2 separate regions of the Mus musculus genome follow, and region 1 is linked to region 2. A link is a loop called in an ENCODE intact Hi-C map of the cell type or tissue named here. Cell type or tissue: gastrocnemius. All regions are shown on one strand.

Evidence for each region. Peaks named below come from ENCODE experiments on the same cell type or tissue, not always from the same donor. Only the 100,000 strongest peaks of a DNase experiment are listed, where the experiment ranks them.
Region 1: it touches region 2 in a loop (5-fold over the local background); 28 of 42 quality-filtered maps call a loop at or near these places.

What each region holds. Positions count from the first base shown.
Region 1 is chr14:31,791,559-31,796,558 of GRCm38, reverse strand. The region is part of intron 1 of Ankrd28 (ankyrin repeat domain 28); the gene reads left to right. Among named protein-coding and RNA genes, the nearest start is that of Ankrd28, 36 kb to the left of the region's middle. In gastrocnemius, a CTCF peak has its summit at 1,876 (motif pointing left); a DNase peak (open chromatin) is centred at 1,907; H3K27ac peaks cover 747 bases.
Region 2 is chr14:32,030,402-32,035,401 of GRCm38, reverse strand. The region is part of intron 1 of Galnt15 (polypeptide N-acetylgalactosaminyltransferase 15); the gene reads right to left. Among named protein-coding and RNA genes, the nearest start is that of Galnt15, 3.8 kb to the right of the region's middle. In gastrocnemius, a CTCF peak has its summit at 2,697 (motif pointing right); a DNase peak (open chromatin) is centred at 2,693; H3K4me3 peaks cover 4,012 bases; H3K27ac peaks cover 3,833 bases.

The sequences.
Region 1 (5,000 bases), 240 kb after region 2:
GTAAACATCTATGAAAGAACTTTCTGCTTTATTGTTTATTTACTCTTCATTTACCTTTCTTCCTTAACAGAAGAGATGAGCATTTAGGGAAATAGAAATGTTGCCTCTGGGGATTTTATGTTGTGGACTCTTGATATTATGTTGGACTGTGTGAAATTGCTCATTAACTTATAGGCTGTAAATCTTGGAGAAACAAGAATAGCCAAAATAAAATAAAATAAAAGTAGAGGAGCTTTTGACAATTCTTATGACAAGATATTATATAGTTTGTAGTATGAAGTGTTCATTCATGAGAAACAGTCCTTCACTGGTTTATGTTAAGCAGAACACAGAACTGATACACTGCTGTGAATGAGATACGATCCCTGCTCTTGAAGAGTCTCTGAAGGCTGGGCCTTTACAATCTTCTTGTGTGTTTAACTCCATGGTTTATCTATCAGTATAGCCACACTATCTCAGGTTGAATTCACTATAACCAGTGACTTCTACTATAAGCATTTTGGCAGTAATTTTGAGAACAGATTACTGAGAAATGAAGCATGCTTTGCTACATGAAAACTTTGTGCAAGAAGTTGCTCTATATGCATCATTATTATTTTATCTCTGTGTGGGTGTCTTGTCTGCATGTATATATGTACATCACATGATGCATGCATGCCTAGTACCTAAAAGAGGCCAGAAGATGGTGTCAGGATTCTTGGAATTGAAGTTACAGAAAATTAGAATATGAACCAACCAGTACCCCCAGAAAATTGAGATTCACCATGTGGGTCCTGGGACTCAAACCAGGTCCTCTGGAGGAGCAGCTAATGCTCTTAACTGCTGAGTCATCTCTACAGCCCCGAAATAACTCTCTTTAGGTGTTGGTAACTTAAATACTTAGGTCACTTTGTGAAATTAAGAAGCAGAATAGTTAATAAAGAGTAGCAGGTGCTTTCCCTTTCAAAATAAATATTTCAACAAAAGAGAGGGACAAACAAAGCAAGCAAAACAGGAGGGCTGTGGTAATCCTGACTTCACTTTTTGTGTAATATTTTTTCATTGTAAATTAAATTACAGGTGGAAGAAAGCTACAGTCTTTATTTTTTGTTTCTGGTTTTTGGTTCTACAGTCTTTTACTGTCTGTTCTTCACTATACTGGTCTGTATAGCAAAACCTAGGTAAAAGAAATGCATGAGAGACTTTGTGTAAGATTCATAAAACAAAACAAAAAACCCTTGTTCATTGATGTAATTTTAGCATATAATTAATTATGAACAAGCAATAAGTTGAATAAATATTTGTGGGGATAGATTATTTGAGCACCTAATTTGGTTAAAGAAAGAATGATTTACGTATTTTTATTTTGATATGTTATTTAATAAGCATCAAAAGAGTCGCATATTTTTTGAAGTGACTGCATTGTGTCTGTCAGTGCTGTAATAGAAGGCTATTTTTAAACAGATTGAGCTTGACTGGAAATGTTAAAATAATTACTATCAAAGTTGAGTATGTTAGCTGGCACATGCCAGTAATCTTAATAAAGGGGACTGAGGGAGAAGGAAGAGAAGAGTTCAAGGCTGGTCTAGTCTTGTTTATCAATATAACCAACAACCCAAACCTCTAAAATTGTCCTGAGTAGTGTTGTGTGTGCCTGTGATCCTCCCAAGGCAGGAGGTGTGTGAGTTTGAGGCCAGTTTGAACAACGTAATCAGACTGTTTGTTTGTTTGTTTGTTTTGTGTTTTTTTAAAAAGATGAACTATGAAGCTCCTTATTCATTAGAAACTTCTGTTTAAAATATAAGATTGGAAAAATATTTTTGTATTGGTAAAAATAATCAAATAAATACTGAAGATTTTTTCTTTTGTATTTGCTGCCACCAAGTGGCTGATTGGTGACATTACCAAGTTTGTTACATGTCTAGACAGTGCAATTTACTATATATATCACGGTATACTTGCACCTGGCTTGGGCTGACCTTGAACTCACTGCCCCTTGACTGGGAGGATTTATAGATGTGTGCCAACATAATCAGCCACCCTGATACTTTGAACTAGCTTGATTTGGCTACTTTACAAGCCATAGCTTACTTTCTTGGACCAGAGCTATTCTTGGCACAGAACATCATTTCTGTGTTCCCGGTATTTTGCAGAGGCCTCTTAGGACATTAGCAACTAGTGTTAATAAAGGTGATTAAACATTGGACTAGCACAGGGTCCCCAGTGGAAGAGTTAGAGAAAGAACTGAAGGAGCTGAAGGAACGAACCCCTTGCAGCCCCATAGGAGGAACAGCAATGTGAACCAACCAGTACCCCCAGGGCTCCCAGGGACTAAACCACCAACCAAAGAGCACACATGGAGGGACCCATGGCCCCAGCCTCATATGTATCAGAGGATGGCCTTGTGGAACATCTATGAGAGGAGAGACCCTTGGTCCTGTGAAGGCTCGATGCCCCAGTGTAGGGGAAAGCCAGGAGTGGGTGGGTTGGTGAGCAGAGGGAGGGGGTAGGATAGGGGGTTTTTGGAGGAGAAACCAGGAAAGGGGATCACATTTGAAATGTAAATAAAGAAAATATCTAATAAAAAATTTAAAAGCAACCAAACAGAAAACCCCAAACAAACAAAAAAGCAAAGATGGTTAAAAAAAAAAAAAAAAGAACAATTTTCTAGTGTAGTGTGAAAATATGGTTGATGCATACTGTTTCACACAGGTTTAATTCTGACATGTATTCTTTAATGAGAGTATACATGAGAATTACGATTTCATAAGTTTTTAGAACTAATTTTACTAAATTAATTATGGAGAGTTTATTTTTACTCCAGAAACTGTTATATAAGCATGTATAACATTCTTAGAAAAAAGAAAAAAAAGGAAACTCAAATGTTTACTATTAGGAAGTGGGCTGCTTACAACATTGTGTACTTTTGTGTAGAATTTGATGTAATCATTCTAAGTGTTAGAGAGGGCTACGTGGAGCCATGGGTGGGTGCGTCCTTCTTTTCAGAAGCATGCGTCTGTCCCTAACACTCAGCTTAAAGCTTAAACCCCCATTTTGTTTTGAGGGGAAGAAACATATTAACAAAATATATAATTGGAAGTTTTTAGAAACATACAGAGAAAATAGCTAGCAGTATTTAAGTTTTAAGTAATAGTATGGTAAATTCTTTAAATTTATATATTTGAAATTAATGCTTTACATATTAATATATGAACAACATTTTACAAATCACTGACAGCCTTTGAAAACAAACCATGTATAAACAAATTGGCAAAGTGGCTGGATGTATTATCAGAAAATATATACAAGATTTGCTTGTGTGTGTTTTTAAGATTTAAGGTAATTTGTTGCGACCATGAAATATGAAAGCCCCATATTTTGGATTTCTTCCAAGAATCCAGTAAGAACCAGTTTTTATATAAAGACGGTCTCTAAAAATATTTTTCTTAAAAATGTATGTATGTATGTTTGTACGTGTGTGTGTGTGTGTGTGTAAATATGGCATGTATATTCATAGTTGGAAATTGGAGGCAGGTGGATTGAGGATTTGAGGCCAGTCTGGGCTATATAGAAAAATCTTCGTCTCAAAAAGGAAAAAAAAAAGGAATAAAAATATATAGCCTATACAAATTAGTTTTCTTGATAGAAGGAGAAAAACTAAATCTGAATCAGTAAAAAAAAGAACAAAAAAATTTTGTATCATTTAATAACTCAGTGGTTTTTTAAAAGTATATAGCTCCTTCCTATTCTTGCCTTGGATTTCTGTTTTCTGTCACAGGCCTATAGAACTCAAATAATACAACTACTGCTTCCATAGGAGTATGGAAAACAATATGGGAATTCCTGTGAGGGTAGGTTACGTTCAGTAGTCGTGTGTAGTAATCTTGTCAACATTTGTAATTGGCAATTTTTTTGCTACCTAGATCTTCTTAATACTTATTCTTACACATAATTACATGTGACTTAATAATTAATGTCAGCCCCATTTAGAGACAGTTCATGTATAGTAGTGAGCCCAGTATTGGTTGAAGACTTCAGTATATAGCAACTTAATAATTATGGTAGATTTTCAGTGGGAAGGGGTCTATAAATCCTACTTAATGTTGTCAGAGAAGCTTAGAGAAGAAAATATTAAGTAGTGGAGATAATGAGCAATACCGCAGAATTTGTTTTATTTTGTCCTGTAAAACCAATAAATACTTGCATCCCATTGCCCAGCTGTCCATTACTTTTCTCATTCTCTTACATATTAAATATAGCACATCATTATCAGCCATAGTAAACACAAGGAGACTTCAGTTATGTGAGTGTCTCCTGTGGTTTTAGTGAAAGTATCTTAGAATATCTCTCAGACTCTAGAGGAGAAGCAGCAGACTGGGGACACTAACAAGGCAGTTTGATAACTGCGCTGCTGTTTGTCGACCACATTTGAAATAGAAACATTCTAAAGACTTTGTAGTCATCAAAGGAAGAAGCTTGGCTCAGTGATGTTGCTTTGTACTGACCAGGCAGTGGTTTGCTTGCTGTCTTTTTGTTAGATGTGCTCTCTACACAGTAATGCTGTATGATGTTAACTAGACTCAATACAAAGTGCTTCAAAAACGAAAAATACCCTTACTGGAGTTTTATTTAATATGCCTTTAGTTTTATTTAACTTTTTTTTTTTTTAAGAAGAAAGCTGTTAAGTTAGGAATGTTAAGCTATTATTACCTATCTGTTTTCTAGTAAGAGATAAATTATTCGGTGTATTAAACTAGAGTAAATATGATCACACTCAAGACTCGTGTATGGGATTCATAACTGATGGTGAGTCTTTACTTGGCTCCCTTTTAAGAAATCTAGATTACCTTCCAAATGTTCTATTTTGTTTCTGTGTGTTTCTTTAATAAGCCAAGAGTTATAAAGTAGTTTAGGAATAATAGAAAGTAGACGAGGCATAGAATTTCCAGTGAAAACCTAGTTATCAACAACCATCCTGACTCCTTGAACCCACTGAGCTCTGCCTGCCTCTGCTCTGGTGT
Region 2 (5,000 bases):
AACGGCGTTTTAAAAAGCTGCAGGCAAGCGTACATAATTTTAGTGCATTTTCAAAAGGAGTGACCTCAGATCATATGAATATCCGTCAGAAAAGACTGTGAATTAAGTGAGGAGTTAACACTACAACTGAGATAGAAGTATGGTCTCTGCCTGCTCTTCTATTGACCGATGAAACAATATTCTAAACAAAAGTGTGTATGTGTATGTATGTGTGAGTGTGTGTGTGTGTGTGTGTGTGTGTGAGTGTCTCTGTGTATGTGTGTCTGTGTGTATACACATGTGCATACAGGTGCCTGCAGAGGTCAGAAGAGGGCATTGAATCCTCTGGAGCTGGATTTATAAGCAACTGTGAACTTGATGCCATGGGAGCTATATTGCAAACTCAGGCTGTTTGCAAGAGCAATGCGGGCTCTAACTGCTGAGCCGTCTCTCCAGTTCCTCATATTCCCCGAGCCCAGTACTGGGGCTTGATTCTTGGATGGAATGGGCTAAGCACATTCCCTTGCACTGAGCTATGTCCCAAGCATCCAACTTTCACATGAGTGTTAGTGCCACAGGGAACATCTGATGTAGCGATTACTGCCACCCCTCACTAGTCTGAGTGGGGCCTTGGAGTCTGCAGGGCTGATGCCATAGGTCTATGGATCCCACCTGGGTGGGGCCAGGTAACTAACACTGGTGTAAGTTCTCCTCCCTAGGAATGAGAGGGAATCTCATGCAGGCTGACCTCTCCCCAGATCCCTAAGGCCAGCACAGAGCAAGCCCCCTCCTCACACTGGCACCCTTAAGCACTTTGGACTTTTGGGTTATACTGAGCAGTTTCTGCCTCAGCCATGTGGCAGTGAGAGGGATCAGAGGAAACATTGTCCCCCATCATGGCCACACCACATGGGCCTCAAGGGACAGAAGCATGGTGTCTTCTGATTGCCCTCATGACATGGCCGGCTAGGCCCAGATCCAAACTTCACTGACAATGTTTTGGTGGGAATGGGGATGCTGGGTCCCTTCCTAGTTCTGTTTTTCCTCTCCCTCTGCCGCCCTGTCAGTCATAGCTCCATTGTCTCTCACAGGTCAGACTGTTGAACTCACAAGAGGAGCAGAGAGTCATCAGGTGACCCACTGTCTGGCATGTCCCAGGCATCTCAGGGAACGGAATGGACCATGAATTATGACACTGCTCTCTGCTCGACAACACAGCTACCTCCTAGCTCAGGAGAAGAGACCCCTCCCAAGCTCTTTCCACTGGCTTTCAATGCTGGAGACCAGCCTTGTGCAATTAGACCCTGCTTCTCAGCCTGGCTGCCTGCAAAAGCCATCTCACCCTCATGGATCAGATATGAGGTGGGGCACAAAGACCAAATGTCTGTGTTTGAACTCACACACAGGCGAACTGGGCCTACACATACTTGAGATCCGCTGGTGTAGGCCCTGGCTGCTGAAAGCAGAGCCAGGACAGCAGACTTAGCCTCTCAGGCTGCAGCCCAGACCTCCGAAATCCAGCTCTGCCCACCAACCCACTACTGCATGTTCACAGGCATGTTGAAGGTTGAGGATCCCTGCTCTGGCTAACCTGACCTAGAAAGTTGACTTTGAACAGGGTTCCCAGAGCATCTTCAGAGCATCTGTAGTGCCCAGGAGCCTGTACTTCAAACAAGCCTTCTGGGTGCTTGGATGCACCACAAATATTAAGTGTAAGCCAGATGGGCACTTTGTAGGTTGCATTTAGCCCTCTGGTGTTCTGGGACGAGACTCTGGGCAGTTTCAGCTCCTTGGTACTACTAAGGATTCTGTGGTAGGCATCCACCAATGCACTCTCAGAGGCTGGGAGGTGACCAGCTTTAAGACCGGCAAGCTTTAAATGTTTGCAATTCAGGTGTCTTTCCCAGGCCTGGTCCAGAAATTGGCAGACTCGGAGTCTACCATAATGGTTTAAGAGCTTAACTTTGGCATCGAACAGGCTGTTGGGTCACATGGCACCAACCCATTCCCCTTTCTACACCTTGATTTTCCTCATTCATAAAATGGACCCCACTGAACAGATCTGTGAAGCAGATTCAGGAGGTAAAAGCCACTTATTGGGGGAGTCTCTAGCACATATTATATGTTTACTAGAGTTTGCCTCTGTCTGGAGACATTTGTTCTGAGATGGGGGTCTAGTGGTGTAGCTCAGGCTGTCTTTAAACCCACAATTCTCCTGCCGCACCCTCCTTCACCGAGTGCTGGTGTCACAGGCATGTACCACCATGAGCCTGTCTTTTGGCTTCTTTTACTCTAGTATTTTTTTATATTTCAGTCTTTCATTATCAGTAACTCCATTGAATGTCCTCCATGCAAACTGATCTCCAGCTGCAATTCTTGAGGAGACCTCAAACCTAGCCAGGAGACTGACAAAAACCAGGGTGGTGTGGGGTCTGGGTGAAGGTCAGGAGGACATGCCTGGGTTAGGAGTCAGGGAGGAGACTGGAGGCGTGTGGGACAAGGGACACCAGAGGCAGAGGTCTCCCAGCCCTGGCAGGAAAGCTCAGGGCTCCACACCACATACAGTGCTTACTATGTGGTGTCTCTTGCTTTTCTACCCAGTAGAATGGGATGGGGGTGGGGGACACTGCTACCTTGGATAGGGTAGAGGTTGTGCCTGGAATCAGATTGCAGGTATGAGCGCTGGTTGTATCGACTGCACTCACTGCCAGTGACCAGCAGAGGGCTCTGTCTACCTCTACATAGAGTTGGTAACTGAGACTCCCAGATTGGAGTGCCCAAGTGTGTGCTTCACTGGAAGCAAAGAGGTTTCTTGACGCCAGAGACCTTTCAGTGTGGAAATGGGGTAGGTCCCAGACAACTGCGATGCACTGGTTACCATGGAGGGAAGAAACAGCCAAAGAAACGGTCTGCCCAACGTATACGTATATATCCAAGCATGTTTATATCAAACACACCTGGTATATGTGTATCCACTTGTACCACCAACTCCTGTGCACACATGAACATTGCACCACAAGTATATACACATGAAACACACTTGCACACAAGCACATGACCATTGCAAGAAACATTTACAACACACATGTTACACGCATGCAAGCTATAGAACACACATATGCATGCCCCATAGAACATAAAAAATATTGTATCATAACATATACATATAGGCATAGGCACAGTACATGTCACATCATACACACATGTACCATATGTATACACATTATACTCCTGCATGCTAAACATAGTAACATCTACACCTGTGCCCAGTAATCATGCCACAAAATGCACCCAGTTCATACTGTACACACAGCATATCCATGTACTACATAATAAATGCATAATACACGCACATGTGTCTTACACACAGAGCACTTGCAGCACATATGCAGCACATACAATATGTATAACACATATAATATACACAAAGGCCCATAATACATATGAAACACTGTCCCAGCACAATACACATACACACTACATAAAAACAAGACAAACACACAACTTAACACACACACAGTTCCACATAATACATGCCCCAATGCACAATAGATATACTATGTATGTATGTACAGTCTACATCCACAGCTTGAAAACACACACACCATCATATCAATATAGCTCACACCTATGCTTATCATACCACACAACCTGCAGATACCAAACCCTAAACTACTATGCACATGTACTACCCACCACACACCCCATTTAAAGTACATAGCATAATATACACTCAACACACAGTGCACGCACAGGTCATAGGTGCACAAGCACATGTGTGCATGTGTAGGGTGCTTTGGAAACACAGTCACACACACACACACACACACACACACACACACATCCCCAAAGCCAGAGCCAGTGTTTCTTGTTTATGGAATGGAGATGTTCACTCTAGCTCTCAGCCAGTGAGAACACGCACGGAATGAACTGCTAAGCTGTTCCTTCATCCAGCAGCTGTATGGGGTGTGCGGGATGCTGGGTCATGCAGTGTGCAATCGCTCCTGACCTTCTGCAGACTCAACACAGCAGGGGAAGCAGGCACTGCAGAAATGCACACACTCAGAGCCATGTCTGTTCTACAAGGTGTTGTGAGTTCAAAGACAGCCCGAAACCAGAGCAGGGCAGGAGTGTCCTGGGAAGAACTTTTATAGCCAAAGTGTGAAGTTAGCATAGCAGAACTGGGACTCAGGGCAGGTGAGTATTGCAGGACACACAACCTAAACTGGCTCGTGCTCCCAGTGATCTGCACACCTGTGCACGTGAGTGGCTCAGCGACCAGGCTGAGAGGGGTTAGGGGTCCAAAGAGTCCCGGCCCTGCTCCTAGTTATCCCACACATGTCATTTTGCTTCCAGGGATAGATGATGTTTGCTTTCCAGAAAGCTCAATGGGCTGTGGAAAGAGCCATGGCTTCTAGGGCAGGGCCCAAGGCCACTCTAGCTACCCAGCCACATTGCTTCTGGATGTGAGCAGGCAATCTCTTGTCTGTCTCTGTGGCTATTCATGGTGGGAAGGGACCGGGGACTAGAGAGTGAGCTACTGTCTCCCTGGGCACAAATCTGCATGTCACATACATCTAGAAGCTTGAATCCTGGGGTGGGGCGCCCTGCAGGCTGAGTTGTAGGCAGTGCAACACACGAACTCTCAGGCATTGGAACTGTTCCTTTCTTGTAGGGACCAAGGAGAGGAGCAGAAAGTGACGCTACAGGCTCCCCTGGCACTTAAATGCCACAATTCAAATTTCTCCTTTGACACTTACTAGCTGCAGTGAGCAAGCTGCAGGGCCTCTCTGTGCCTTACTTTCAACTGTACAAACCAGGCGTGAGGCTAACATTCGTACAGTGCAAGTGGACTTTTCTAGGGCCTTATGGGTCTCACAGGGAAAGCTCTTAGATTAAAACCAGGCACAGGGCAAGAAGTACGTAGACATTTCTTGCAATTCTTGCATCTGCTTCTTTGACCCCAGATAAAGGTAAACACTAATAGTAACCCAACGTGAAGACTGCCCTGGAGTCAGCAT